Regions from separate parts of the Homo sapiens genome. Here regions 1, 2 and 3 are each linked to region 4. The links are chromatin loops, found by intact Hi-C in ENCODE. Cell type or tissue: IMR-90. All regions are shown on one strand. Links, peaks and the distances in the headings refer to the core of each region. The heading gives the core; the rest is flanking DNA.

Region 1 (7,450 bases), core at 795-5,794, 91 kb after region 4:
CACACCTGGCTTATTTTGTATTTTTAGTAGAGATGGAGTTTCTCTATGTTGGTCAGGCTGGTCTTGAACTCCCGACCTCAGGTGATCTCCCTGCCTCAGCCTCCCAAAGTGCTGGGATTACAGGTGTGAGCCACCTGGACTAAAATTTTTTTTTTAAAGTTTTCAGTTTTAGGGATTCTTTATATATCCCAGACACAAGTCCCTTATCAGATATATTTTACAATATTATCTCCCTGTCTATGGTTGTCATTTCATTTCTGGTTGGTGTTATTTGAAGCATAAAAATTTTTAATTTTGATGAAGTCCAACTGGTCTTGAACTCCCGACCTCAGGTGATCTGCCTGCCTCAGCCTCCCAAAGTGCTGGGATTACAGGCGTGAGCCACCACACTCGGCCTAATTTTTTTTTTTAAATTTTTGAGTTTTAGGGATTCTTTATATACCCCAGACAAAAGTCCCTTACCAGATATATATTTTACAATATTATCTCCCTGTCTATGGTTGTCATTTCTTTTCTGGTTGGTGTTATTTGAAGCATAAAAGTTTTTAATTTTGATAAAGTCCAACTTATCAATCTTCTCTTTCATCACTTGTACTTTTGGCATCATATTTGAGAAAACATTATCTAACCCAAGGTCATGAAGATTTACACCTGAGTTTTCTTCTGAGAGTTTTATAGTTTTAGTTCTTACATTTAGATCTATGATACACTTTAAGTTAATTTTGCCTATGGTGTGAGGTAGGGATCCACATTCATTCTTTTCATGTGGCTATCTGGTTGTCCCATAACTATTTGTTGAAAAGATTATTCTTACAATAATTCTGTACATATAAAACTATTCTAAAATAAAGAGTTTATTTAAAAAACTATTCTAAAATAAAGAGTTTATTTATTTTTCCCTCTATTGAATTGTCTTGGCCCCTTTGTCAAAAATCAACTGACCATAAATATTAATATTTATTCTTGGACTCTTAATTCTATTCCATTGATTTAGATATCTATTGTCATGTCAGTACCACACTGTTTTGATTACTATAGCTTCATATTATGTTTGGAAATTAGGAAGTGTGAGTCCACCAACTTTGTTCTCTTTCAAAATCGTTTGGCTATTCTGGATCCCTTGCATTGCCATATGATTTTTAGGATCAGCTTCTCAATTTCTGCAAAAAATACAGCTGGGGTTTTGATAGATGTTAAATGGTACCTGCAGATCAATTTTGGGAGTAATCCCATATTAGCAATATTCAGTCATCTGATTCATAAACCTAGGAAACCTTCTCATTTATTTAGATCTTTGATTTATTTCAGCAATGTTTTGTTGTTTTCAGTGTACAAGTCTTGCAATTCTTTTGTTAAATTTATTCTCGAGTATTTTATTAACTGGTATTGTTTATACTGGGAATCATCTATGCTCACGGACTTAAGAGCTTGTGCTTTCATGATCAAAAGTCTTAAGTCCCAGTCCTGGTTTCACTATTTATTAGCTGCATGTAATGTAAGGTTACTTAGACTGTATCAAGTTCTTTTTCTTCATCTGAGAAAAAGGAAATACTAATACCACCTCATGGGTTTGTTATGCAGATTAAATAAGATAATGCATATGTAACCCTATTCAGACCATGACCTACAGGGTGCAGTCTTGGGGTGGGGGGCAGGGTTGCAGCCCAAGAAACCCAGTCTAGTCACCAAAAGTAATTTCTAATTAACTCATATTAATACTTGCATTTCTCAAACATCACAAAGAGCCCCTTCAATTCCCCTCAGCATCCTTTTCCCCTCCTATCCAAGCCTCTTACACCCCATAGCTTCTGCCTCCCTTTCTTTCTCCCAAACTCCCTGAAATCTTTTCTCCAGTCCTAATCAGCCTTCCTCTGGTCCTTCCGCTCTGTCCAGTTCTTCTTCTGTTGGGGCAGAAAAAGAAATTGGACAAACAAAGCCAGAACTCTTGTTAGTGGGCAGGAAGAGAAGAAAATCAGGGAACACTTAAACTTAATTTATGTCCTATCACTCATGTAAAGTGCTTAGTGCAATGTCTGATATATAATAATGGCTCAATAAATGTTGGATTAAAAATGTTTTTTGTGCTGGTGGTCATTTTATGCTATCTATATTTTATGTTATCTATTTTATGTTAATGATGTGGGGGGTTTAGATCATAACCTCTGAGAATCCAGTCTAGAGGTTGCTACCCAATGGCCCATCCTCACTCATTTGGGTGAATTTTGGGAATTCAAATTTGGAATTATTGTTCTCTTTTCTTCCTCCTGAATCACGCCTCAGAGAATCAGCCCTTGGAAAACTATAAAACTTGTAAAAAGTTCATCTTTAGGGATCCTTGAATACTGTTCGGAGGACACATCTGTTTCCTCCCTAGACCAGCTCCAGGACCCTAAACTCTTTCCCCTCCACAAAACCTTCTAGTATAATACCTTCAAGTGCAGGTCAGGACTCATTATTTAGTGGGTCAGCATGGGTTGCAAGTGATAGAATAAAATAAAACAATAGAAAAGATCCAAGTACATTATAACTAACACTTTCGTTTCGATTTTATAATATGTATGTGAGCTGGGTCTCTCTGTGAAACATATTTTCTATTGTGGTTCAGGGTTTTAAAAAAATGTTTAAAAACCAGTGTTGTAGATCCCTCACTTTCGCTGAGGTGTATAAACAACTCATCAGAGCATAAAGTAAACTCCTCTTAGTGATCTGTCCACTTTTATAGGGATGGAGACCTTAAGTCCTAGGGATGAAGCTCCATCAGTAGTGAAGTATTTGGGGGCACTGAGGCTCTTTCCTGTAATTTACAACACTTGGAGAAGGAGTAACTTCTGTTTGCTGTCTGGACCTACCCTGCTCCCTCATGCTACCCCATAGCCATCCCCTTCTCTCATTCCCACAATATCTACACATTCACACCTTGAACTTGTTGTGGGGTTTTCTATTTTTCAAGACTCTTTCACTTTCTCCATCTCTTCTGGTTTTCACAACTATTCTATGAAGTTGATGGGTCAGACGCAAGTCCTTGCTTGACCACTTAACATACTGTGTGACCTTAACTTCTCAGCCTCAGCTTCCTCAGTTCTGTTATCTATATAAAACCAGAGAAGTCAAGAAATTTGGCCAACATCACACAGCCCAGAAGTGGCAGGACCAGGAACAGAACTAGATTTTCCACCTCCCAGCCTGGTTGTCCTGCAGGCTCCGCTTATGGAAATGCACATCTTTTTTTAGAGGCATGATTCATCTGACTACCTTACAAAGAATGTTTAAAAAGCAGAGAATATTTTGCCCTCCCCTCCCCGCCATATCTAAAAACACTGACTTTTATGGCACCAGGCACAAGACAAACAACTCTTCATGCTTCGTGGTAAGGGGTTATCACACTCAACATCAAAGACTATTTATTTAAGGCTGGGGCGGTCAGAAACAGAAACAAAGTCAAGAGGAGAGGAAAACAAAGTTCCCTGAGTGCTCTGTTTTTGTCCTTTGTGTAGCAGAGTGTCCCCTCTAGTGGCTCTGGAGGAAAATAGCTTCTGGAAAACAAATTTACAGATTTGACATTGACGGAGTCAGAGAATTTGGTGCTTTAGGTGAGCTTAAAGCACTTGGTTCTGTGCTTCCTTTTATTGATGAGAAACTGAGGACAAGAGCAGTGATTCTCAACCAGGGGTGCGTTTGCCCCCTGGAAAACGTTTGGCAACATCTGGAGACTTTTTTATTGTCATTTTGGGGGTAATACCGTCAACAGTGGGTAGAAGCCAGGGATGCTGCCAAACATCCTATAATACACAGGACAGCCCCCCGACCCCAACACAACTATCTGGTCCAGTAAGTCGATAGTGCCGAGGTGAAGAAATCCTAGACTAGAAAAATGACGGGACCTGCCCAGGGACTTACAGCTTATTCACAGCTTTTGACAGCTCAGACTAAGCACTCTCTTTTTGTTCCTTACTTTTTAAAAATTAGAATTGTTAATGATTCAAAAATAATACATGTTCATAAATAAGAGTAATATAATAAAATATAATTAAAAGATTTTCCATCCCCTCATGCCTCCCCAGAATCAATGTTAAAATCTTTGGTGGTTGATTAGGCCGAACTGTATTAGAAATGACAATTGTAGACCCTTTTTGATGTACAAAAATGGCAATTTCTGATGGCAAAGCTTAAGACGTTCATCCCTCACTCCAGGCACACGCCGAAACAAGCATCAAGGCACACAGGGGATTCTTTTGACTTTGCTTGTCATACAGGAGTTAGAGTCAACAGCACAGATTATAAGCAGCACTGTGGGGTCCCAGAGCTAAGATGGTCTATGACAGACATTAGAGGACACTGAATTGTGTGGTGCATGTGTTTAATGCCTCTTTGACACTTGGGATCTCACCCTTTTGTAGAGAGCTTGGTTCAGGATTAGAGTCTTCTGTAGGCTATGCTGTCTAACTAGAAATTAGTAAGATTCTTTTGTTGTTTTTGTATTTATTATTATGGGCACTTTATAGGAAGCACTGTTGGTTTTCTATTGAATATGAGGTTTTAAAACTTCATCTTATGACAAATTTATAAGAAAAACTAAGACAACTCAAAAAAATTTTGTTGTTTTTGTTTATGAGACAGGGTCTTGCTCTGTTGCCCAGGCTGGAGTGCAGTGGTGTGATCATGGCTCACTCCAACCTCAACCTTCAGGGCTCAAGCAATCCTCCCACCTCAGCCTCCTGAGTAGCTGGAACCACAGGCATGGACCACCATGCCTGGCTAATTTTTTAACTTTTTGTAGAGATGAGGTCTTGCTGTGTTGTCCAGGCCAGTCTCGAACTCCTGGGCTCAAGTGATCCTCCTGCGTTGGCCTCCCAAAGTGCTGGGATTACAGGCATGAGCCACTGCACCTGGCCCATTATCTTTTTATTGATTACTGTTTTTCTTATCTTCACTGTGCCATTTGACCACATTCTTATCTTCAAAAAATACTGTCCTTTGCTGGACTAAGAATGCTCTACTATCCTGGATCTTCTTTGTCTCTTGTGGCAAACACTGTTGTTAGCCTACACAATTGCCACTACCTCTTCCTTCCTTCTTGCTGGGCACAGCTCACCACCCACCATAGGGGCTGACAATGGCAGATAGGCACATGCTCAGCCTACCTCGCAACTAAGGCATGGATGTGTGGCATGATCCTGGCCAATGGCACATGAAGGGAAGTTTCTTGGGTAGAGCACTGGGAAAAAGTTTCTTTCCTTAAAAGCCAGAGATTCAGGTTTCTGTAGGCAATTGTATGAAGAGGTGATTCCTTGAAGAGCAGCAGCATCTTCCAACAATGAGGGGGAAGGTCAGAGTGTAAAAACCAGTACATTAAGATGGTGAAGAGAAAGGTGGAAGAGCTGGGTCCTTGGCAACACTGGTAAGTCCTGGGCCAACTCGAGAACCACCTACTTCCAGATTTCCTGTTAGTAAGATAATATGTCTTTGTCATTTATGCCATTTGTAGTTCAGTGTTCCTTACTTGCAGCCAAAATCTTCCTTACTGAGCACTCATATGACCACATAACAGCTACTCACTGGCCTCCTAATGGCTCTCCTTGGTCGCCCAGCCCCAATCCACCATCCTGAATCCAGTCCCTTCTCTCTAAAGAGCCAGTTTGGTTAGAGAATTCTGTAGTTCAAGCCTTTAGTGGTAGTATTGTGCCAAATCAAAGAAGCCACTGACAAAAGACCACAAATTCTATGTTTTCATGCATATAAAATGTCCAGAACAGGGAAATCTATAGGGGCAGAAAATAGATTAGTGGTTGCTTAGGGCTGGGATGGAGATAGGGGCTTAGGGAGGTGACAGCCAAAGGGTACAAGGTTTCTTTTTGAAGTGATGAAAATTTCCTAAAAGTGACTATGTTGATGGTTGCATTTGTCTGTGACTATACTAAAAAAATTTGAATTATACACTTTAAAAGGGTGCATTTTACACTTTAAATAGGTGAATTGAATGATGTGTGAATCATATCATAATAAAGCCATTTTTAAAAGAACATTTCAGTGGTGATCTATTATCTAGAAAATAAAGCACAAATTCATTTCCTTGACTTTCAAAGTTTTCCACCCTCTGGCCTCAAACTATCATCTAATTTAAATCCTCCTGACTTCCCTATATGGCAGACAATTGGACAGATCGCAAGGCTTCCAGACACACAACCTGTGCTTCACTGCTTCTCTGCCTTTGCTCCTTTGTTCCCTGGGCCTGGCAGGATCCCTCCCACCATCTTGGTCTATCAAAATTTAACTTGCCTCTGAGGTTCAATTCAAATGTTCTCCCTAATATTTCTGCCTGGAAAGCCAGGCAGAAATGCCCCTTGCACCTCTGAATTAGTAGAATTCAACAGACTTCCTGTGGCGCTTACCTTGTCCTCTTTCATAGGCTGATTGGCTATATGACCACAGTTTCTGAATCAGAAGTTGGTGCTAATACTGTGTCAGTAAGAAAGAATATTACAAACCAGGACTACTTTAGAAAATTTGGATTATGTGGCTACCATAATAGCCTTCCCACTAGAGTGTATGATCTTTATTGGGAAACATCTTTTCCTCTCTCACAGAGTTCTCACCACGGTCTCTCAGATGAATAAAAGAGCTTAGGTTCCTTTTTTCTCTACAATGCATATAAAATGTGGTTAGGTGGTGTTAATTAAGGGTCTTACCTCTGCATTATACAACAAATAAATAAAAGCTAAGTTGATGATACAAACTTTTTTAAAGACCACAAAAATAGCCAGGCGCAGTGGTTCATGCTGTAATCCCAGCACTTTGGGAGGCTGAGGTGGGCAGATCACCTGAGCTCAGGAGTTCAAGACAAAAATTAGCAGGGCGTGGTGGCGGGTGCCTGTAGTCCCAGCTACTCAGGAGGCCGAGGCAGGAGAATCGCTTGAACCCCGGAGCCGGAACTTGCAGTGAGCCGAGATTGCGCCACTGCACTCAAGCCTGGGCAACAGAGCGAGACTTCATCTCGAAACAAACAAACAAATGAACAAACAAACAAAACAAAACAAAAAACAAAAGATGACAAAAATACCAAATGGAAAAATAAAAGAATATTTTTATAATGGAGGGTGCCTTCCTGAATAAGTCACAAAACTCCAAATACCATAAAGTAAGTCATTGATAGATTTCTTTGCATAAAAACCCTGTTTGGCTAAAGACACCATAAACACTGTTGAAAGACAAATGACATACTTTGAGAAAATATTTTCAGGAGAATAATAAAGGATTAATATCAGTGCTAATAGAACAAACAACACACAAGAAAGAGGGCAAAGAAAAAAAAGTAAGTCATAGAAAAAGTACCAATGACAAATAGTATATAAAACATGTTCAATATCACTAGCGTCAGGGAAATGGAGACCAACACAAGGAGGGTCATTTGCCTGTCGCATTGGCAAACATGGAAAAGATTAAGAATATGCCT
Region 2 (7,450 bases), core at 835-5,834, 260 kb after region 4:
TTTTCTCTCTCGTCTGCCTGTCTTATTTCAGAAAGGCAGTCTTCAAGCTCTGATATTCTTTCCTCCGCTTGTTGTATTCTGCTATTAATACTTGTGATTGCATTATGAAGTTCCTGTACTGTGTCTTTCAGCTCTATCAGGTCAGTTACAGTCTTCTCTATACTGGCTACTTTGTTAGCTCCTGCAATATTTTAGCATGATTCTTAGCTTCCTTGCATTGAGTTACAATGTACTCCTTTAGTTCCATGAACTTTCCATATTCTGAACTTTCCATATTCTGAATTCTACTTCTGTCATTTTAGCTATCTCAGCCTCATCTGAAATTTTGCTGGAGAGGTTATGTGGTCATTTGGGAGAAAGAGGACACTTTGGCTTTTTGAGTTTTCAGTGGTCTGGCACTGACTCCTTCTCATCTTTCTGGGCTTATTTGCCTTCAATCTTTGAGGTTACTGACTTTTGGATGGATTTTTTTTTTCTTTTAACAGTCTGGCCACCTTTCTGTCAGGCTGCTACAGTATGCTGGGGGTCTGCTCCAGTGCATGGTCACCTCAGATTTTTCAGTGTCTGGAGGTATCACCAGTGAAGGCTGCAAAACAGCACAGATGGCAGCCTGCCCCTTCCTTTGGAAGTTCTGTTCCAAGGTGGTATGGACCTGTTGCTGGCTCAAATGCATCTGTAGATGGCCAGGGACTCCAGATAGGAGGTCTCATTCAGTCAGAAAGAATGGGATTGGGACCTCCTTAAAAAAGTAGTCTGGCCATATGTTCATAGAGCAGCTGTGCTGTGCTGGGGATACACTTCAGCCCCTGGTCACCTTGGACATTCCAAAGCCCAAAGGCTGGAATGGCTAAGTTGACCAAACAGCCAAGATGGCAGCCTGCCCCTCCTCCTGGGGGAGGAGGTATCCATCCCAAGGAGTCCTGAAACTTCTGTCAGCTGGAGAACACTGGTGAGTGTAGCTGGAGGCTCTGGTTAGGAGGCTCCACTTGGTGATGAGGAATGAGTTTGTCCTCCCTCTTAAAAAAGCAGTCTGGCCATGTTTTCATGGGTCTGTTGTGCTGTGCTGGGATACTACTTCCACCCCTGGTTGGCTTGGACTCTCTAAAGCCTGAAGGCTGGAACTCCTAAGTCACCCAAACAGCAAAGATGGTGGCCCACCCCTCCCTCTGGGAGTTCTGTCCCAGGGAGTTTTCAAATTTCTGCAGGCTGAAGAACACCGGTGGGGGTGGCTGGAGGCTCCGGTTGGGAGGTTCTGCCCAGTGAGGAGGAAGAGGATCAGGGACTGCTTAAAGAGACACTGTGGCCATGCTTTCATAGAGCAGCTGTGCTGTGTTGGGGTACCTCTCCTTCCCCCAGTCAGCTTGGGCTTTCCAGAGCCCAGAGGCTGGAACGGCTAAGTCACCTAAACAGCAAAAATGGTGGCCCACTCCTCCCTCCGGAAATCTGTCCCGGGGAGTTTTCAAATCTCTGTTGGGCAGAGAACACCGGCAGGGGTGGCTGGAGGTCCCATTTGGGAGGTTCTGCCCAGTGAGGAGGAACGGGATCAGGAACCTGCTTTAAAGAAGCAGTCTGGCGGCCGGCCGCGGTGGCTCACACCTGTAATACCGGCACTTTGGGAGGACAAGGCGGGTGGATCATGAGGTCAGGAGATCGAGACCATCCTGGCTAACATGGCGAAACCCCGTCTCTACTAAAAATACAAAAAATTAGCCGGGTGTGGTGGCAGGCGCCTGTAGTCCCAGGTACTCAGGAGGCTGAGGCAGGAGAATGGCGTGAACCCAGGAGGCAGAGCTTGCAGTGAGCCGAGGTCATGCCACTGCACTCCAGCCTGGGTGACAGAGCGAGACTCCATCTCAAAAAAAAAAAAAAAAAAGAAAAAGAAGCAGTCTGGCCACACTTTCACAGAGCAGCTGTGTTATGTTGGGGTACCACTTCTGCCCTGGTCAGGTGGGCTTTCCAAAGACTGCAGGCTGGAACGGCTAAGTCACCCAAACAACAAAAATGGTGGCCCACCCTTCCCTCTGAAAGCTCTGTCCCAGGGAGTTTTCAAATCTCTGTTGGCCAGAGAACACTGGTGGGGTGGCTGGAGGCTCTGGTTAGGAGGTCCTGCCTGGTGAGGAGGAATGGATTGGGAACTTGCTTAAAGAACAACAGTCTGGCCATGTTTTGGTAGAGCAGCTGTGCTGTGCTGGGGGATCCCTTCTGCCCCTGGTCAGTTTGGACTCTCCAAAGCCCACAGACTGGAACAGCTAAGTTGCCCTAACAGCAAACCTGGCAGCCTGCCCTACCCCCAGGAGCTCCATCCCAGGGAGGCGCCATGCTGCTACTGGTGTCTGGCTGGAATTTTTATCCTGTGAGGCACTGTGGAAGTGGGGCCTGCAGACCATTAGTGCTTGGCCCCCTGGATTCAGCCTTTTTCCTAGGGGTATGTATAGGGGTCTAACCTGCTTTGTCAGAATTGCGGTTACTTTTGCTGGGAAGCCCGGAGCTGGAGTATCCAAAGCTCCTGGGTCTCCATGCACGCGTGCCTGAGCAGGTGCTCTGCTGAGACTCCACATAGCTTCGTGTGTCAGGCTGAAGGACCTGACTAAGTGGGTTCACAAGGGATATCCTGATTCAAGGGTTGCAAAGAACCGTGGGAGAAATGTGGTTTCCTGGGGTCGCCCACTCACCCACTGCTTCCCTGGGCAGGGGAGGTTCCCTTGGCTCTATGTTGCTCCTAGGTGGGCTGTCATCCTGCCTTGCTTTTCTCTATCCTCCCTGGTCGTGTTGTTTCCTTGATTAGTCGCAGTGCGAGTATCTGGAGGTTTCTGTTGAAGGTGCGTATTTATTCACCCTTTCCGTTCCTCTTCCTAAGAGCCACACACACTAGCTGCTTCTAGTCGGCCATCTTGGCCACTCCCCCTAGACTAGAGATCTTCAATGTCTTCTTGAATCTTTACCTGCAATCCTCAGCTGTGACCCAAGCCTTGAATTTTCCTAACAATCCCCTTTGTCTATCTCCCCCTGCCCTCTAAACTGACCTACCCTGTGGCCCAATCTATCAAGATACTTGACTCTGCTATGAAACTGGTAAGGCAGTTTGTAATAATTGGATGATGTACTGTTTATTTTTCATTTTATTGGGAGAGAAGTTACATTTTATGGAGCATCTACTTTGTGCTAGGTGTTTTAACTCAGTTATCTTATTCACCACAAAAACTCCGAGTGGGTGTATTACCCATTTTGCCAATAAGGGAAACTAATATGCAGGGAAGTTAAGTGATACGCCCAAGGTCACACAACCAGTGAACGATGGAGCAGGAGAGTGAGATCCAGCCAGTGCATTTTCAATCCTTTCCTTGGCGCATACGGTATTCCTCCTTTCCTTCTCTGCAAAGTGCTAACTAGCAGCAGTCACCAGAGGGCAATGCGGGGCGGCCATGAGCCTGGCTCTCCTGCAAGGCCTGTTGTTAAGAGACTGAGCCTGTGGTCCCCAAATCTACCACCAGGGGGCAGGCGGGGAAAAGAAATGACACATACTGCACGGAAGGAGTGGTGGAGCAGCAAACGGGGGCGGCCACAGCAGCTCACTGACAATGTGAGTTGTTCTAGATATTACAGGTTCCACAGTGTGTTACTGAAATCTTCCCTACATGTATTGAAGCACCATATACCAACCAGAATTTTAATCTTTTTCGTTGATTAACTTAAAAGCTTCAGTAGCATTATGCTTTGGTAAAAAGAACACAATCCAGTCTCTGCAACTTCCTGGCTTGGGCAACAAATAAACACCATTAATTACCTCCTGCATGCCAGGCACTTTACATGCTTTATCTCATTTAATCTTTACATCTTTGAGAGGTTCAGAGAAGTAAAGTGATCTGCCCAGATTTACACAGCAGAGCCAGGATTGGTGGGTCTGGCTTCAAGGTTGCTTATCCATCCATTCAAGCCTCAGTAGCCTCATCTGTCAAAGGGACATGATCATAACAATACGTATCCCAATGTTGCGATAGTTAGGCATCAAGCTAATGCACACATATCAAAGGGTGGAGTGCTAAACTGGGTGAAGTAAAAGATGCTACTTCTCTGAGGCCTGCCGCACAGTGAATTCAAAAGCAGATTCACAAGCATAGTCTACCTTTTGCAGCACCAGTAGTGTTATAAATTCTGGTGGTGCATGTTTTCATATCTAATTTACATGGAGGGAAACTGAGGCCCAGAAAGGGTAAGACATTTGGCTGAACTCTCTCAATGCCTGGTGTTCATTAGCTCTCATTGATTCACACACTTGACAAACATTTATTGAATGCCTACCATGTGTCAGGCTTGTGCCAGACACTGGAATCCAGGGATGACTCATATATTGTCTCCACCCCTTACAGTCTAGGGAAGGGATGATTGCTCCAATCAGGACTGAGCCCTCATTCTCTACTGCCTTCTGTGATGTTTCCTCATCCATTCATCCAATCATTGAGCCACCCACCAATTCACCCAACCATCCACTCACCCGCCCATCCATCCATCCATCCATCCATCCACTCATCCATCCATCCATCCATCCATCCATCCATCCATCCATCCATCCACTCATCCATCCATCCATCCATCCATCCATCCATCCATCCATCCATCAATCCATTCATCCATCCATCCATTTATCTACCCACCTATTCATCAACCCGCCCACCTACCTATCCATTCATACATCCATCCATCCATGTATCCATGCATCCATCCATCCACCTATGCACCCACTTATCTGTACATCCATCTAAGCAATTGATTAGACTTTGCTTCCTTTGGGTGAGGTCCCTCATTAGTGCCCCCACAGGCATTTGTGCTTCCCTCTATCACATTACTGATCACTCTTGGTGTCATGGTGTGTTATTTTGTCTGTGCCCACTTCTAAATAGTGAGCTCCTGGAGAACAGGAGACACGGGCATAAGAAACACTCAGTAACTGCATGTTGAATAAAGCAGTGGTACCAAAAGTAGGATTCTGGGCACCTCAAGTCTTGTGAAAGATGACCCACTGAGATCCAGGGGGACAATTTTAGAACTTCCATTTGCATTTAATTTTTAACTAAATCACAAGAACACAATTAATCATCTATTGGTATTTAATACCTAGATTGATAATGATGTAGCTGATGTATTGTATACCCCTGCATCACCCTGGTACATGAAGCATCCCGAGAGGAGGATGGGAATTCCACACCAACGATGGCCTACTGTGGCCTCCTCTCTTGTTTTCTGACTTTCAGGCAATTGCAAAACAGCATTTTTTCAACTATAGGATGTCACTGGTGGTAACTTTAGGAAAACGAGATTTTCAAATATCAGAGTCTTTGTGTAATTTTGTAACAAGATGCCCAGTGATTAAAAATTTTTAATGAGTTGGTGGTTAAATATGTTTAAGATTGTCTTCTGAATTGAATATAAAATGGTAAAACTTAATCTTCTATTTAGCACAAACAAGAGGGATAAACCAAGAAAGAAGACATGGGGTCTAGGACACAGGAGATCCCTTGCAGCACAGCCCGGTGGGGAAGGGGGCTGGACAGCAAGTCCAGAATGCAGCAAGTTTAGATGGAAATGAGAGGAAGGCACAGGGAAAATGACTTGTTAGCAGGCCCAATGGCTAGCCAGGATGTGCCAGTTTAAGTGCTTCTGAGTGGGTTTGTAAATAGCAGCTAACATGAGCCGCCATTCTTCCATTGGCCAGCCCCTTCCTAGGATCTCCTGGACCTTGCCATGATCCGGATTCTGAGAAGTTCATGGCTGGCACAACCAGGGGCTCCCAGCACCCTTCCTTGGTGCTTTGGTGACAAGGGCTCTGTCTATTCTGATTGCTCTCTGCTATAAGTGATCCCCATAAATGGAATTAAATTGGGTTGGTTGGTGATTAAATGTTTTTAGTATAATTCCTTGCTTCTTAGAATATTTGATATGATGGAAAGTTTGAAAAAAGTGAGGATGTGATATAAGCAAATAGGACAAGAGAAAAGAAAGATAAATAGAAACTCCAGGAGAAATAAAAAGTTTGCAAGAAAAGCAGTGTGCTCATAGTACTTTACTGTATCGGCTGAACTGCCATCAATATTTGCCTAGTCGTAATGTGTAAACGTTGCTTCTTGATTTTCAGTTGTTAGATTCAGCCTGTAAACAAAGAACATAAACCTTGATTGGAGTTGTAGAACAGAATATCAATCTTGAAAACATAATGTAAGGCTGGATGCAGTGGCTCACACCTATAATCCCAGCACTTTGGGAGGCCGAGGCAGGTGAGGCACTTGAGGTCAGGAGTTTGAGACCAACCAGGCCAACATTGTGAAACCCCATCTCTTCTAAAAATACAAAAATTAGTCGGGCATGGTGGTGCATGCCTGTAATCCCAGCTACTTGGGAGGTCAAGGCAGGAGAATTGCTTGAACCCAGGAGGCAGAGTTTGCATTGAGCCAAGATTACAGAACTGCACTCCAGCATGGGTGACAGAGTGACAGCCTGTCTCAAAAAAAAAAAAAAAAAAAAAAAAAAAAAAAAAAAAAAAAGAAAGAAAAAGAAAAAGAAAAGAAAAGAAAACTTAAAGTAAAGCCATATCTTGGGTTGGTAGGAAGGAGTAGGGAGAGAAGTTAATATCTTTAGCTTGCCAAGGGAGAGTCAAGAGACATTCTGGAGGCATGGTGGCCCTAGGAGCAGAAGTATAAAGGTGGTATTTACACTTATAAAGACATCAAAATGAGACATTTAAAATAGTTTCCTGCATAACCTGAGTTTAGTCATATGCACTAAGAAATAATGCCTAAAATCATTAAGTCTAGAAAGTATGTTAAAATCATATTATCTGGAGACTTGGAGGGAAATACACGCAGAAGCAACTGGAAGAGTCCAGAGTGGCCCCACTGGGAGTTGGTGGGGAGGGAGGGTGATATCTGGGGCCTTCTTTTATAATTTCTTCTGTGCTCCCTGACTTTTTAAAAAACCATGTGCATATGCTAAAAACCCAAAGCCAGCCAGAGGAGCTTTTTGGTCATCACATTGGTTGTGGTGGGGGCTATTTGACAACACTCCATTCATAGGCAGTTCCTAGAATCTAAAATTTATTGACAGACATGCTTCCCTTAGAAATCTGTTGCAGTTCACACTCCCTCCCCAAAAACCTTGGGACATGGTGGGCCTAGGATGAAGCCCCTATTAGGCTTCATCAAGCGAGGCCTGAGCAAAATGACCAGGTGGGGTGCCAGGGCTGGAAGGCCACTATTAAAGTCAGAAAGAAATTGCGGGCCCTTCACTGGGTGGGGTATATGTGCTGCCTGCGGGGAGCAGACGGGGAGTCAGACTAGACCCAGACCTCAGGAGCTCAGCCATTCAGGGCCTCCCTACACCTCCTGCATACCCCTAGCTGGGATGGAGGGCAGAGAGATGGGCCATTACTCCCCAGTGAACAGGAACCTAGGGCTACTTG
Region 3 (7,450 bases), core at 1,464-6,463, 66 kb after region 4:
GCCTCCGGCATAGCTAGGACTACAGGTGCACACCAGCCACCGTGTCCAGTTAATTTTTAAAATTTTTTGTGGAGATGGGGTCTTGCTATGTTGCCCAGGCTGGTCTCAAACTCCTGGTCTCAAGCAATCCTCCCGTCTTGGCTTCCCAAAGTGTTGGGGTTACAGGCATGAGCCACTGTGCCTGGCCCACTTTCATTTTAAAATTTTTAATTTTCCTCTGTGCACTTGCCTTCTTTATTTACATCTATATTTTTGCTTATTCCCCTCCCTGCAAGCACCCTCCCGTCCTCTGGAATATGCCTGGCATGTAGCAGATGCTCAATAAATGTGTTGACTGTTTATTTACCAAGAGAGCTGTTAAGAACAGGATTTCCCTTGGAAAGGAGCTGTTAGAATGAACCACATGGTACCAGGAACTTAAAGACTTAGCATGACCTAGTACTAAAGAGAAAGTGCTAGATCTCTTTCTAGATTCTTCTCACATAACAGTGAAGAGGCTCTAAGTCATAGTCTGATTCCCAGTCCATCTCCGGGGGATCCATGGAAATGGATGGGGTAGATCAATACCACTCTAGTATTATGGCAAGAGATGCAATCTTGGTATTATAGTATTATAAATATTATAGTATTTTATATTATAAATCATTCCAACAGAAAACCACATATTTGCCCATTTTGTTTTGGTGAGAACAGTGCAATTGTTTGCACAGTCTTGCTGTCACACCTGCTCTGGCCTGCCCAGTAAAAATACCGGAGCCAAAAAGTGTAAATGGGTTCAGGATAGCTTTTCAAACAATGAGATGGGGTAAGTGCCATCCTCTACAATCATCAAGAAGCATTTTCAGCTAATCTTGGAAATTCAATAATAATTGTAAATGGGTAAGTTTAGGAAAGCTTTGTGCCTTGTCAAGATTGCTGTGAAATATGAAGGCAAAGTATTAAGGTGAAACACAACGAAGTAATATATAGTAATTATTATTCTATTCACTGGTTTATTTATTAGAATGACGATGGTACGATACACTTCCCAACAATCTTATTTGGCTTTCTAGATCCTTGAATTGGGTTTAAAATTCTTTTAGGCAAGACTAAGAGCAACATAAGTGAATAATGCCACAAAAAAACGCCATTAAGTATGAAAATCTACAAGATGACGCAACCATGCTTGAGTCACAAACAAAAGAATCGACATTCTATAAAGAAGAAATACACTGTTGAATCTATCAGGCATTCATTTTAATGGTAAAACAATTGCATTGCATCCATCTAATCTTGTAATTAAGATTCAAATAGGTGCAAAATGATTACTTTGTACTGGCCTATCAAAATAGAAGACATTGTAGTTATAAGCTTTCTGACTAGCAGTAGTGTTTTAATTATAAATGCCTGGCTCATTATTTGCTCAAGAGCGAATGACAATTAGCTTGATCCTATTGCAACTGTTAATGCTGTTGGTACTAAAAAAAATAGGCAATATTGAATCAGGTTTCTGATATTTCCCTTCAGTTTACAATCTTCTGATTGATACTATATTCAAAATGTACTTAGTCATTTAAAGTCACAGGCAAGAAGGAAAATGGCTCCCAACAGCCAAAAAAAAAAAAAAAAAAGGTGTTGCAGGAAGGGTATTTCATGGCAAGCCTGGAGAACAAAATCAGTATGAGATGAATCACGTTCCAAAATAATTGAACCAGAGAAAGACTCCAAGCAAAATATTTTAGTTGGCCACAAAACAACATGACAACAACCACCACCACCCTTCAGCCCATTAGAGAGGTTCAATTCTACGATAGTGCTATGGAATAGAATATTAGTTAAACTGCTAGAATAAAGCAGCCATTTACACAGATGGTTTTGAATCTCAATGTTCTTCACATTGAAGCAAACCTCGGGGAGGTTTCAGGTTTAGCACCATCTTCCTAACACACCTATAGAGATATTTCCACAAAGGTTCAGGGTGCACTTGTCATTGGAGGGGTAGGCTTGGATGTGGGTCCTTTTCTACCGACAGCACTGAGGTTACCAACGGAGGGATCAGGGAAGGCAAGAGTACAAGCATTTTCTGATTCTCAGAATTTCTGAAATACCTTTTGTTTCAGTGGCGCTGGTGAACTTGTGATAATGAAACTACACCTCTGTACACAAACCTTGACCTGCATTCTGGAGCATACTGCAAAGAAAACCTTAATTTTGAAAGTACTGAGCACAAAGGAGGGAGAGAAAAGCTGTCACTGTGCAAGCTTTCTCTATATGTTTAGAAACATGGCTTAATTTTTAAGGCTTGAAGACCGCATTAAAAACCATCTAAAACCAGTTCAGATTCTATATGAGAGGAAAAAGAACTGTAAATTTTTCATTAAACATTTGTTTCCTTTTTAAAGACATTCTTTTGCATATCTGTTATTACATGTTTAAATACGATTTGGTTACCAAGGAAACAGGTTCTGGCCCAGTGTTAAATTTGAAACTAAAATATATTTGAGAAGTTAAGTTCAAAAGAAAGAGCTCATGAAATTATTTTGAAAAGTGCCAGAACCACAGCTATATGGTCTGCAATGAACCATTCTAGGGGCTCGGTTTCATTTAGTGAAGCTCTATTTCTTTTAAGAGGGCCATCTATATTTAATATTTCCCTCTTTAAAAATTGTAACTCCTCATCCCCCCAAATTATATACATAATATAATGTATTCTTGTATATTACCTAAAATTAATTTTGGAAGCATATCAGTTTTTATTTTCATCTTTCATAAACACGTTTAAAGACCGCTTCTTAAAATTTAAATATTTTTAATGTTTCTTATTAAGCTTGTTTACGCTCTTTGAAATCATCTCCAGAAACCCATTTATTTTTAGTTTCAAGCTGAAATGGAGCTGAATCATCACTCTTTTCAAAAAATTCTTTTGTTGTCTAATGGCACCACACCTATCATATATATGATTTTTTTTTAAAAAAAATCTCCCTTTTATGGCAGAATCATTTACTAAGTTTGTAAAAGCTATACATTTATATACTATCTGAATAGCAGAGGCTGTCCAATTAAAAACCCTCCCCCAAAAGATTACAGCTGTCTTATTTAATTTTTGTTTTTTTAAAAGTCATATTCTAATGCATCTAATGTTCTTGCTGCATGGCTCAAAAAAAACTATAAAAACATGCAAATTTCAACCTACCTGTATGCATCACTTAATGCAGTGCTAGCATGACAAGACACTCAGCCATTTTTATGTAAAGCGATGGAGACCAACTGATTTCTCTGTCTTCTTGCTCACAAGTTTTAGATGCAATTGTCACATACACACAAAAATCATACGCAGAACAGCTTGAATGAACTGTGATCACAGAACTGAATTTATCAACAGGAAAACAGGATTGAAAAAAGAAGTTTCTCATCCAAGGTTTTTCTGAGACTGCAACCAAGGAGGTGGTGTGTTGAATTTTTTTCCCCTTCCTCCTCTGAGAGTTCAAAGCTCGGAGCTGACCACTGCAAAGGCCACTGTCACATTTGCTGAAAATCAAACCACTGATACCAGCATTGAAAATACAAATTTGAGAACCCAAGTTGCTTGCACATGATGGAGTGCATAAGAGTTAAAAATAGAATCCACCTTGCCTCCTACCTGCATAATAAACATGTAAGTTTCAAGTGTTTAATTTGATATTCACATTAATTAACAATACAACATACATTATTTAAAAGACAGCAAATGCACGAAGAAAGGAGAGACACCATCTGGTAGCAGAGTTTTGTTGTTGTTGTTTTTGTTTTTAGGGTTTGTGGGGGGTTTTGGTTTTGTTAAAAAAAAAAAGGTAAAATCATATTTTGAATGTGATGAAAAACAAACATCCAGAAGCAAATGAATTGGAAATGAAAGGTGATGTTGAAATATCTAAGGCTGTAATGAGGCAAAAACAAGTCTTCGCTACCAGATGATATGGCATACAGAGCATTTACATACTCACATCTGAAATACTAGGCAACGTGTAATGAATTCTAGACACAGCATGCACACACAGCACAAGCACGGCTAATCCTGCCTGCCATCTTAGGCTCGCAGAAGCAAGATACGCACTGCATGCAGCACACGAGCACTGGGGAAGGAGGAGGCAAGGGACAGCTCACCTTAAATGCAGTATCTGATTAATGTTGTAAGTGACATTGCATATCAGCCTCAGAGTCTTGGTTCAACTGGGTAGGAGGGAACAAAGAAAAATGTCATCAACTGGTGATGCAAGATGAGCCCAATCACTAAACACTGTTTAGTAAACTCCAAATTCTGCAACCAGACAGAAGGCATTTCATACACTTAAGCAGAGCTGCTCCACAATGAATGTGTCCTTCTGCTTCTGAGAATCAAACAATCCTTTTGCTAAGGAAGAAAATAAGCTGGAAAGAACACTCTCATATTCTCTTCCTGAAGAAAGCTTTCAATACAGTATGTATCTGGTCCGGGATGCATTTTATAGATGTTAATTTTATAGAATTGCTAAGAAAAAACCAAAACTGTTAAGCTCTTGCAAAGTAAAAAATAATTTTGATAAAGGGTATAGCATTTCTAGATTATTTTTCAAAATCCTAAATGGTGCCGGCAGGCTTGTAGAAAAATGCATGATCAGCTGTCTGTATCCGTGCTATAACCTTTAACCACAAGCAGTGTAAATGTATCCTGCTAAATGTATCTGCAGTACAGAGCGGCAGATACCGCCTCAGAATTTTATTAAAATGTGAATGGATTTTTTAAAACTTGGAAGCAGAATAAAATCAGAACAGAAAAATAAATTGATGCTGAATTCCTCTGGCTGTATAGCTGACCATCATGAACGATTAAAGCTATCCTTAGGATACTGACCTAAATAATACTAAGACTTACAGCAGCATACTGTATGCGTTCAGAACACAGAAAATGCAAAATGATTTATCTTCTCCCTCCCCCTCCAAAAGCTAAATTTTAAAGTAACAAGCCATTAATAGGAATACCAAAAGGCTATAGATAGTACATACTGTAAGAGAAGAAATCGTGTTGTGCTGAGATGCAATGTTTCTTTGTTTTACTTTGAGGCTTATTTTAGCTATGCTTGCATGATGACATTGACATCAGGAGGTCAGTGCTGACACTGGGTTGATATCCGTTTTATGAGTGAAATGTTTTCCGAAAATTAAATCTCATCTACTCAAACACCAAATTTCATGTCATCTTCAAAACCACCTCCCTACCCCCACTGCTCAAGATTGATGGGATCTAGTTTGGTGGTATGTAATAAATTGGAATCACCTTCTGCAGATAGTTCAATATGTAATGGTGAGGAATTAATTTTTTAAATAAAAAACATTCAAGAATTCTTATGCACCCCCTTTCATTCCTTCCTATCAACACACGCGCACACACACACACACACACACACACACACACTCAAAGCTCGAATTGCAATGAAATGTTTAACATGTGGAACAAAAACTGTTGAAAGAGCTGCTTATTCAGGATTTTTAAGAAATGCCTAATAAGCAAATACGGTTTTGCTGCAAAACCAGTGTCACCAGGTCCCCAAAGAGGAAAACAGCATAGCTTGCTAGCAAAATTTCCTCCAGATCCTGCCGGCAGGTAAAAAAACAAAAAAGCATTTTATTTGCCATGCTGTATAAAACAAGAAGTCTTTTATTTTTAAGGAAATAGAACAGATTCTTTTCCACTCTATAGCTACAAAGAAACCATACCCACCCCCACCCTTAGATCCTGGACATAAGCCAACATTTTTATAAAATGCTGAGACTGATTTTGAATATATAATATTTATAGTTTTCTTCTTCTTATCTCTCCAAAAGTCTTTAATTGCCTATTGCATCACTGAATATGCTGTTGTTAATTTTAACGCTTGCAAAAATGAATTAATATTTTCTGGGGTTGCTAGTTTTCCAGCACCTCAATCTTCTGTAAGGACTGGCTGAAAATAATCAGGTTAGCAACACATTGAAGCTCCCCAGAATTTTTTTAAAAGAGAAAATATGTTCAAACACCTTAGCTGAGGTACTAGGTTTCACAACTGGATCTTTTGTTTCTAGCTCTCATGCTATCTCCTGCCCCAGAGCATAAGTGATTTTTAGCTTAGTGTATGGAATGTACCCTGCCCTCCTATATCCTATACACTTTAAAGTCTCTGAGTTGAGTTGTCCAGATGGTGGGTCATACCTGAACCATAGCAAGAGTCCTCTTCTCTTTGGAGTACATCTCTCTCCCACAACTACTCCAGAAATAAATGTGGCTCTAACGAAAACAGTAGCTCCTGGTCTCACACCAATGGTGGAACCATCTTCCCCACCCCCACATCATTGCTCTATGAGCTCTGGTTAGCATTGACAGCGTCAGAAAATTAGAATGGAGTGTCCTTAGGCCAATTCCTCCTTTACCATGGGGGTCGAGAATTAGAGAGATGATCACGCTGAGTTATAAGGCACCAATTCAATATACGGTCATCTGTGAAGCAGAGTCCTTAGAGTGGGGTGGGAGGAGGTTGACGCAAACACCTAGGCATTGAATGCTCTTCATGTCTGTTGAGATATTCCCCATCAATGACGTTTGAAAGCTAGACATTCATTTAAAAATACTCGCAAATTATTATCATGTAGGCTAAATATACATGTTATGGAATCAACTCTGACCACATAGAACTAAGTCATCTGCCTCCTCTGTCGGGAATAATAAATGACAGTGACAACAACAGTAATCCATATTAGGCTCCCAGGAGATGAGTAAATAGTGTTCTATTCCCTTTACAGGGAAGGGTGGTGAATGTGGTCAGGTCCCCTACTGGTACTTGTAAGCCAGATGCCAGGGCAGTTTCCAAACCCCCTGTGGGGTTCTCTGTCCACCCTCTGTCAAAACTAGCCTAAAAGCCATGTATTGGTTTATTTTGTGATGTTCCAAGACACTCAATCAGTAAACGTGGTACGTTTACCAGACCTGCTCGGGTTAAACAAATGTGAACTATAGTTGAAAATATTCAAAGCAATGAGCTTGTTTAGGCAGACATTCTCAACTAGTAAATCCTGTTTTATACTTTCAGAAAACCATGCCCATGCCTGAATTACTTAAGCTTTGTCATGATTACTAGTGGCAAGGGTATGCATTCACTTATGATTTAAAAAAATTGCGTGCTTCTCATCAGCCTCCTCGGGGCATGTGCACAAACATTAATTTAAAAGGCAAATCCCTTTTCCACAGTGAACATTTTAGCCTGTTTCTGCCACTTTGACGAGTCAAACACGAGGAACCCGAAATAATCTGGCAGGCACAGGCTGGAGAAGGACGGAGCTAGACGTGAGGGGTGAGCCTTTCACTTTGATTAACGTGCTTACTTGCTCGTGGTCTCGTTGTTCTGCAGGCTGAGCTAATTTTCTTTGCAGTCCTGTGGGTTAAAGTTAAATTGCACGGCTAATGCAATGTACATAATTCAAG
Region 4 (7,450 bases), core at 1,572-6,571:
AGAACGTCCTATTAGTTGTTTGAAACTGAAATTGGCCAGTGAGTTCTACTTCTACCATGCCTGCTGATGCTCCTTTCCTTTCTGAAGAGGCTCTTCCCCGTTAGGGTGACCCATCGTCCTCATTTGCCTGGGACTGTCTCAGTTTTAGCACTGAATGTTTTGCAACTTGGGAGAGTCTTCAGTGCGAGGCACACCAAGGCAGTTGGTCATCTGGAGTGGCGAATCGGCACACTTCATAGATGACTTGCATTTGACCGCAGCATGCTGATGCTGGGAACATCCGGGAGGAGCTCGCTGGCTGACGGCAGAGGCAGAATTGAAAACGGCTGAATCCAGAGAGCTGTGGTGGGGCTGGAGGTCAAGGCAAGCAGAGGCGTGAGGGGCTGTCTCACACAACACTGCAAGGAAGAGGCTTTTGATGGGGCCTTTGAATTAGGTATTGAGAAATGATCACGTCTGTGGATGGGGCTGGGGTAGGGATGGGCATGAACGTTTCAGCATGGTCAGGAGCTTGTATACACAGACAGCGTGATGAGAAGCCAGGCATTTTGGAGAGTGATGACAGCCGCCCCCTCAACACTCGCAAGGCGGGGAGCAAGTGTACAGATGGAGGCGTATATATCATGTGTCTAAATATTTAAAAGGTATAAACCAGGCTAGCAAGTTCTTAATTAAATATATTCTGTTCTCCTCCCTTGACAAATATACTTTCACAGCAATCTGGAAGACCGTGTTGGAATGTGGAATTCCTAGTTTCTGGCATTTCCTGCAGGAACGAGACAGCAGGGGAAGAGGTGGGCCAGATCTTCTCCCATCCCCTCCTCCCCTCACCCTGCTCCCTCCCAGGCTGCTAGGGGCCTCAGGCACACATGTGGACGCTGAAACTCCATCACAAACTCGGTCCACAACCCCTGCAAACAGCTGCCCTTTGGCTGCCCCAGGGGTGTGGCACTGGCAAGGAAGCGGCCAGAACAGGCCTTGAAAGTCTGCAGGGAATTCTCAGGTTCTGGGTACCAGAATGCGGTCTCTGGGGATGGCGTGGACATTGCGGGGGCACATCCCTGTTGGCCCTGCAGACTCTTTGCCCCGTGCGGCGGGGCACCTGTGGAGGAGGGCAAGCACGGAACGCTCCTGCCTAGGTCTGAGAATGATACTGAGTCCCGAGCAGTTCCCGGTGGCTGGAATGTCGTCGTGTTCAGCAGGAGCAGCAGCAGAGAACGCTGATTCCCATCGTGATAAGAGACGACGAAAATGGCGGCCCTGAATTCCTACCTCTGGTCTTTAGGAAGAGGAATGTCAGAAATAATGGAGTCTGATTTGGAAAGACCTGGGACATGGCCTGATGCTCTTCCACTCACCACACTCACGCAGATGTCGAGCACGTCCAAATCAATGTGTGGAACCTCCCTTTCTGACCCAGAAGTTCTGAGAAGCTAGACATCGAAAATGGCCTAAGCTACCCAACTGTCTCAGGTCGCTAGAGTTCCAGAGAGAAACCAACCACTCCAGAGGTGAGTCGGCTTATTTCTGGCAATACCCACTACTCCTGTGATGTGACTAACCTTTCTGAAGTAGACATGTCATTTCCTTGTCCTTCCATTAGAGGGAGCAAATGTGCATAAGGTCATCGATGACCCAGACGTTTAGCAGAGGAGCTTGAAGATACCTTCTGAAGCTGGTCTGCACTGCAAATTTTAACTCCCTGGTCCAAGCCTTAGTTTCTCCCGTATATGACCCCTTTGAGTATCTGACTAAAGGTTCCAGATGTTAATTATTTATAAGGAAAAATACCACACACATACCCCACCCACTCCTGCCCCCCAACACTCATATTTTCATTTTTTCTTGATTGAAAAGATAAATGAAAGCATGAAGGCTTCCACTTGCCTTGGGCCACATGAGACCATATTTTCACCCCCCAACATAATAACAGCCTTGTTTAGGCAGTCCTTGACATTTCCTAGTATTTTTAGAATTTCTTCCTTTTCACCGATCCCTGATGGATGACTCTAGGACTCTCCAGTTCTGCTATGAATAATGCTGTGCTCTTCACACTCTGACTCTGCTGTGAGAGTCCGTGCTGCGCTATTGAGCTCCAATCCCTTTTGCCTCTCCTAGCAGGCTCTGGAACACAACTGCCTGGGATGAACTCTGTTTATTCACATACCAGCTGTATGGCCTTTGGTAAGTAATTTAACTTCTCTGTGCTTGGTTTTCTCATTGGGAATGACCCGTCGTTGTAGCTTACCTCTGAAGATGGCTGCCATCAATTCCTTCCCTCCCTGTAAGTGTCTGTGACTCCCCCACTGAGGACTGGAGTCTACACCTTCAACCCCTTGAAACTGGGTGGGCTGTGGCTGCTTTAATGCCAGCCTGGTCATGCCTTTAGATGACTCCAGCCTCATCACCATCTAACTGCAACTGCGTGAGAGGCTCTGCCCAGCTGATCCCAGTCAAACCACAGAACCATGTGAAATAATAATAAATGGTTGTTTTAAGCCACTGTTTTGTGACACCGTGCAGCAAAAAGATAACCAAACTAAACATTGTTGGCAATGATAATAGTGTTTCCCTCATGGGGTGATATGAGGACTAAATGAGTTAATCTTCATTAGATGCTTAGAATAGCGCCTGGCAGTACTAGTTGCCATACAGAATATGTCGAATAAAAAAAGGAATGACCTAGGTCTCTGAAAGTATTAGAGTCTCAGGCCAATAAACACTCATTTTCAGGAAAGGACAGTATTTTTTATTGTTTTAGCTCTAGGTTCTTCCAAAAAATACCTTAGTCAATGTGGAATAAGTAGGTGGGGATGAAAACAGTGTCTTGGAGACCAAAAGGCTCAGAGTTGGTCCTGTCTGGCCTGGGCAAGCCCCTTAACCCCCTGGTCAGGGGTTTGTGACCAGCCTGGCCAACATGGTGAAACCCATCTCTACTAAAAATACAAAAATTCCCCGGGCATGGTAGCACGTGCCTGTAATCCCAGCTACTCCGGAGGCTGAGGCAGGAGAATCACTTGAACCCGGGAGGCGGAGGTTGCAGTGAGCCAAGATCGCACCATTGCACTCCAGCCTGGGCAACAGAGCGAGATTCCATCTCAAAAAAAAAAAAAAAAAAAAAATCTACCAAATAGCTTAGCCTAGTCTACCTTAAATGTGGGTCAAATGCTTACTTTAGCCTGCAGTTGGGCAAACTCATCCAATGCAATGCTTATTTTATGATAAAGTGTAGAATAGCTCATGAAATTTATTGAATACTGTACTGAGTAAAAAATGGAATGCTTGTATGGGTACTCAAAATATGGTTTCTACAGAATGTGTATTGCTTTTGCATAATCATGAAGTCAAAAAGTTGTAAGTGGAAACCTCAGAAGTCAGGGGTCATTTGTGTTGGTGTTTTCTGGATTCTTCCTTCTCTATACAAGCTTCATGGACGGGACACCTTGCACTCCTAGCTTCAACAATTCTAAAACCCAAAGACTATCCTTGATCCATCCCTAGCCCTCACTTCCCATATATCATCAAACATCACGTCCTGCTGATTCTCTCCCTTAAGTATCTCCCAAATCCTCCCCTTTCTCTCTATCTTCACTGCAATCACATCATCAGTTAAACTAAACTAAATTTGGCCTAAGGATGCCTTCATACTCAAGTCCAAAATGAACTGCAACCTTACTTAGTTGCATAAACTAACTAAATGCCTAAACTAACAGCTGAGTCTCAGTTCAGCAGCTGAGCTTCAGTCAATCTCAGACAGCTGACTGATTGACATAAGGCAAAACAGTGAGCTGTAGCCCATGAAGCTGCCTCTGTACCTTACTTCTTCCATTTTCTTCTTATAAATGCTGCCTGACTACGTTGTAGGCTGGAGTTCTTAAAACCTATTCTGGTTCTTAGGGGTCCCCAATTCACAAATGGTTCTTTGCTCAATTAAACTCTGTTACATTTAACTTGTTTAAGGTTTTTCCAGTTAACAAATCCAAGCCACTATAATCTCTAGCCTGCACAACTGCAGTAGCTTCCTAACTGCTCTACTTCTGGCCGCTACTGTCTTCCAAGCCATTGTCTACATTTCAGCCACAGTGACTTTTTTGTAATACAAAACTGATTAAATATACCTCTTCTTGTCCCAACCTGCTTTAAATAATTCAATGGCTTTCTGATGCTCTTAAGATCTTCTGGATCTTAAGAATAAGATCCAAATTCTTGGCATGACCTTGAAGGTTCTGCATGGTATGGCTCCTGTCCTCTAGTCTGATTTTAAATCAATTTCTCTGTACTCTGGCCACCACTGGCCTCCAAAGAACTGTGTTCCCTCCACAGGCTGCCCTTGATATCTGTTAGTCCCTCAACCTAGAAACTCTCTCTCCTTTCAACTCTTATTTATCTTTCAGACCTCAGCTCAAAAGTTACTTCCTCAGGTCTAGGTCTGAAAACAAAAAGTTACTTCCTCAAAGACAGCCTCCCTTGAACCTCCCAACTAGGTTACATTCCTCCATTAGATGTCCTCAGAGCACCATGCAGCCCTTCTGCATAGCATTTAGTATGGTTGTAAATAATCAGCTTTTTAGCCTTTTGTGTTCCCCACTATGTCACAGGCTCCAGGGACTATTTGTTTTGGCCATTCTTGTGCTGTACTCCCACCTCAAATATATTTTGAATGAATAAAATACAACTTTCAAATCCTTACCTCAAGTCAGTCTCCTCTTCTGAACTTCCAACCCAGGTATCTAGTTTGTTGGCAACACCATCCTTCTAATTGTTCAGGCCCAAACCTTGGTGTCATTTTTGATCCCTCTCTTTTTCAACCCCTGGTATCTACACCATTAGCAAATCTATCAGATCTGTCTTCAAAATACATCCAATATCTAAGCCACACAGAGTGTACCTCCTAATGGAAGAACATAACCCAACCTAAGAAGTTGCCTTGTTTCTTCCTAGACTGTGAACACCGAATTTCTTCGGAATGAAATTGCGAAGGGAAAAAATAGAAAATCTATAGATTATAAGACAGGTATATCAACTAATTGTAGTATGGGACTTTAGTTGGATTCTGATTCCAATTGTAAAAAATATATATATAATGATGAGACAACCAGAAATTTTAACGAATGGAACTTGATATTAAGGAAATGTTAATTTTTAAGGAATGGTAATGATATGGTTATATTAAAAATGTTGTTTACCTTTTTAGAGATGTATACTGACATATTTACAGATGAAATGGTATGATGTCTATGATCTGCTTCAAAATAATACAGTGGAGAAGGAAAGTAGGTGAGGGTATTGATGAAACAACATTGGCTGTGAATTGTTGATTGTTGAATGATGGGTACACTGGGTTTCACCAAACTATTCTACTTCTGCATAGGCTTGAAAATTTCCACATTACAAAATTAAAAATCTATCTCCAGAATGTGACCCATTTCTTACCATCCCCACTACTCCCACCCTCTTCCAAGCCACTGTCATCTCCCGCCTGTGCTGCCACAGTCTCCTATCTCATCTCCCTGCCTCCACCCTTGCCCCGGGCTGTGGTCTATTCAGTACACGCAGTAAGAGTGATCCTTGTAATCATATCAGATCCTTCCACTCTCTGCTGAAGTCCTCCAAAGGCTTCTCATCTTGCTTGGATATTGTGTTAACTCTCTCTGAGTTCATCTCTTACTACCCAGCCCCCTTCTTTGCTTGCCCACTGCCTTATGCTGTCAGGATAGAGGTCCAACTCTGGCAAAGCCAAGGCCCTGATGATGTGTCCCATGTGCCTCTCCAGGTTCATCATCCCAAACGCCAGACTTTTGGAACAACCTACATTCCCCGGTGGCTCCTTTGTTTTAGTTGCTCCTCTCTGGACCCGACGCCTCTGGTGAAGCCCAGCTCCACCAGCCCCCGCTCAGTATCACTTCTCTCTGCTTTGGTTCTAGGCCTCTTAAGAGCTCAGAGTTTTGTTTTATAATCATCTATTGTCTCATCAATCTCCTTCACCAGACTTAAGTTCCTCAAAGGCACAAGCTACCTCACATCTCTGTAGTCCTAGTTCAGCAGTAAAAATTAAGTATATTTTGAATGAATTAATTACAATTTTACATAAGTTAGCATTATTATTTTTTTTTGAGATGGAGTCTTGCTCTGTTGTGCAGGCCAGAGTGCAGAGGCACGATCTCAGCTCACTACACCTCCGCCTCCCAGGTTCAAGTGATTCTCCTGCTTCAGCCTCCCCAGTAGCTGGGATTATAGGCACCCACCACTATGCCCAGCTAAAGTTTTGTATTTTTAGTAGAGACGGGGTTTCACCATGTTGGCCAGCCCATTCCTGAACTCCCGCCTCGGCCTCCAACGTGCTGGGATTACAGTTGTGAGCCACCACGCCCGGCCACATTATTACATCTTTAAAATGTCTGTTTACCAGTTTCTCTAACTGGAATAAAATACTTTCACCTATAATTACATACAAGTCATATATTTTAAAATTATTGCAAAAAAGTGTTTGATTTTCCACAAAAACATTCTAAATAGAATGTTTTAGATGTTACTAATGAAATAATAAAATATAACATTTCTAACTAGTTCTTCATTCGTTGTCTAAATTTAGAGTGAATAGTTCTAAATTGCACACCCAGCCAACTTTCTTGCTCACTGACCATCTTGCTTGAGGAACTGGGTTAGGATGTACAAACTAGGGAGGGAGTAAAGGAGGCTTCTCTCTCCAGAAGAGAAATCAATAGCTGGTCAGGATTTGGGGAGGGCGAGGGGGATGCATTCTCAGATTTGGAGGAAACTGAAGTGGAAGAGCTGTTGCTTCTGTAAAAATAAACTGATAAGAGACAGATGGGAGTGCAACTAAATCAATCAGTAGGTGATGAGAAAAGATGAGTAGCAAGAATGAAAGTATCCGAAGTAATGGAAAAAAATATACTAACACTTTTGTTTTATGCTTTTACTTTCCCAATTGTTACAGATGCTTTCAATATTAAATCTGTTGTTCTTGTACATAATGAAGTTAGTTTTAGCAGATAACAGTTATCAAATTTTTGGTGAATCTGGTTTGGATTGCCCTTCCAATACAAAATTGATGCTACTGGCCAGCCACCGGTAGGCCTGGCAGTAATTTTCTCTGTGTTGGTGATGGACTGTGCTGCCTGAGCCACCGACATCCCCTCTCACATTGCCCACTGGGACAAACTGCAGGCATTTGCAAGATAGTTAGTTAGCTAAGTTTAGGAGTAGAGTCTGTGACGACGGAACGTATTTTTTTCTTTGTGTGAAAATTACCAGCTTATAATGCTATTACAATTTTACTCCATATCCTTAAAAAAGTGCACAAATTTTACTGATTTTATAGGGCAATCTCCTGAGATATAAGGGAAGCCCAATTCAGGGGAAGCTGAACCTGACACAGCCTCCTTTAATCCTGTTCCAGGGCAGTCACTAACTGCCATCCTAAAGCTGC

Evidence for each region. Peaks named below come from ENCODE experiments on the same cell type or tissue, not always from the same donor. Only the 100,000 strongest peaks of a DNase experiment are listed, where the experiment ranks them.
Region 1: a loop joins it to region 4, with 6 times the contacts of the local background. A loop is called at or near these places in 106 of 110 quality-filtered maps.
Region 2: it touches region 4 in a loop (17-fold over the local background); 5 of 110 quality-filtered maps call a loop at or near these places.
Region 3: a loop joins it to region 4, with 3 times the contacts of the local background. A loop is called at or near these places in 11 of 110 quality-filtered maps.

What each region holds. Positions count from the first base shown.
Region 1 is chr3:141,357,091-141,364,540 of GRCh38, reverse strand. It overlaps a transcript of ZBTB38 not described here. Among named protein-coding and RNA genes, the nearest start is that of ZBTB38, 7.7 kb to the left of the region's middle. In IMR-90, for the core only: a CTCF peak has its summit at 3,504 (motif pointing left); a DNase peak (open chromatin) is centred at 3,320; H3K4me3 peaks cover 194 bases; H3K27ac peaks cover 2,189 bases.
Region 2 is chr3:141,188,463-141,195,912 of GRCh38, reverse strand. No RefSeq gene overlaps it. Among named protein-coding and RNA genes, the nearest start is that of PXYLP1, 40 kb to the left of the region's middle. In IMR-90, for the core only: a CTCF peak has its summit at 3,461 (motif pointing right); a DNase peak (open chromatin) is centred at 3,452; H3K27me3 peaks cover 876 bases.
Region 3 is chr3:141,383,610-141,391,059 of GRCh38, reverse strand. It overlaps ZBTB38 (zinc finger and BTB domain containing 38), which reads right to left. Exons shown (of 6, transcript NM_001376113.1): 4 at 4,123-4,188. Among named protein-coding and RNA genes, the nearest start is that of ZBTB38, 19 kb to the right of the region's middle. RefSeq lists an enhancer at 3,275-3,504. In IMR-90, for the core only: no CTCF peak of the experiment used is centred there; a DNase peak (open chromatin) is centred at 4,189; H3K4me3 peaks cover 3,616 bases; H3K27ac peaks cover 3,723 bases.
Region 4 is chr3:141,449,265-141,456,714 of GRCh38, reverse strand. It overlaps LOC124906291 (a long non-coding RNA gene), which reads left to right and starts at 830. Exons shown (of 2, transcript XR_007096120.1): 1 at 830-1,511; 2 at 2,119-7,450. It overlaps ZBTB38 (zinc finger and BTB domain containing 38), which reads right to left. Exons shown (of 6, transcript NM_001376113.1): 6 at 6,923-7,450. RefSeq lists enhancers at 494-1,136, 4,444-4,583 and a silencer at 5,377-5,549. In IMR-90, for the core only: CTCF peaks have their summits at 1,588 and 4,503; DNase peaks (open chromatin) are centred at 1,594 and 4,524; H3K27ac peaks cover 1,282 bases.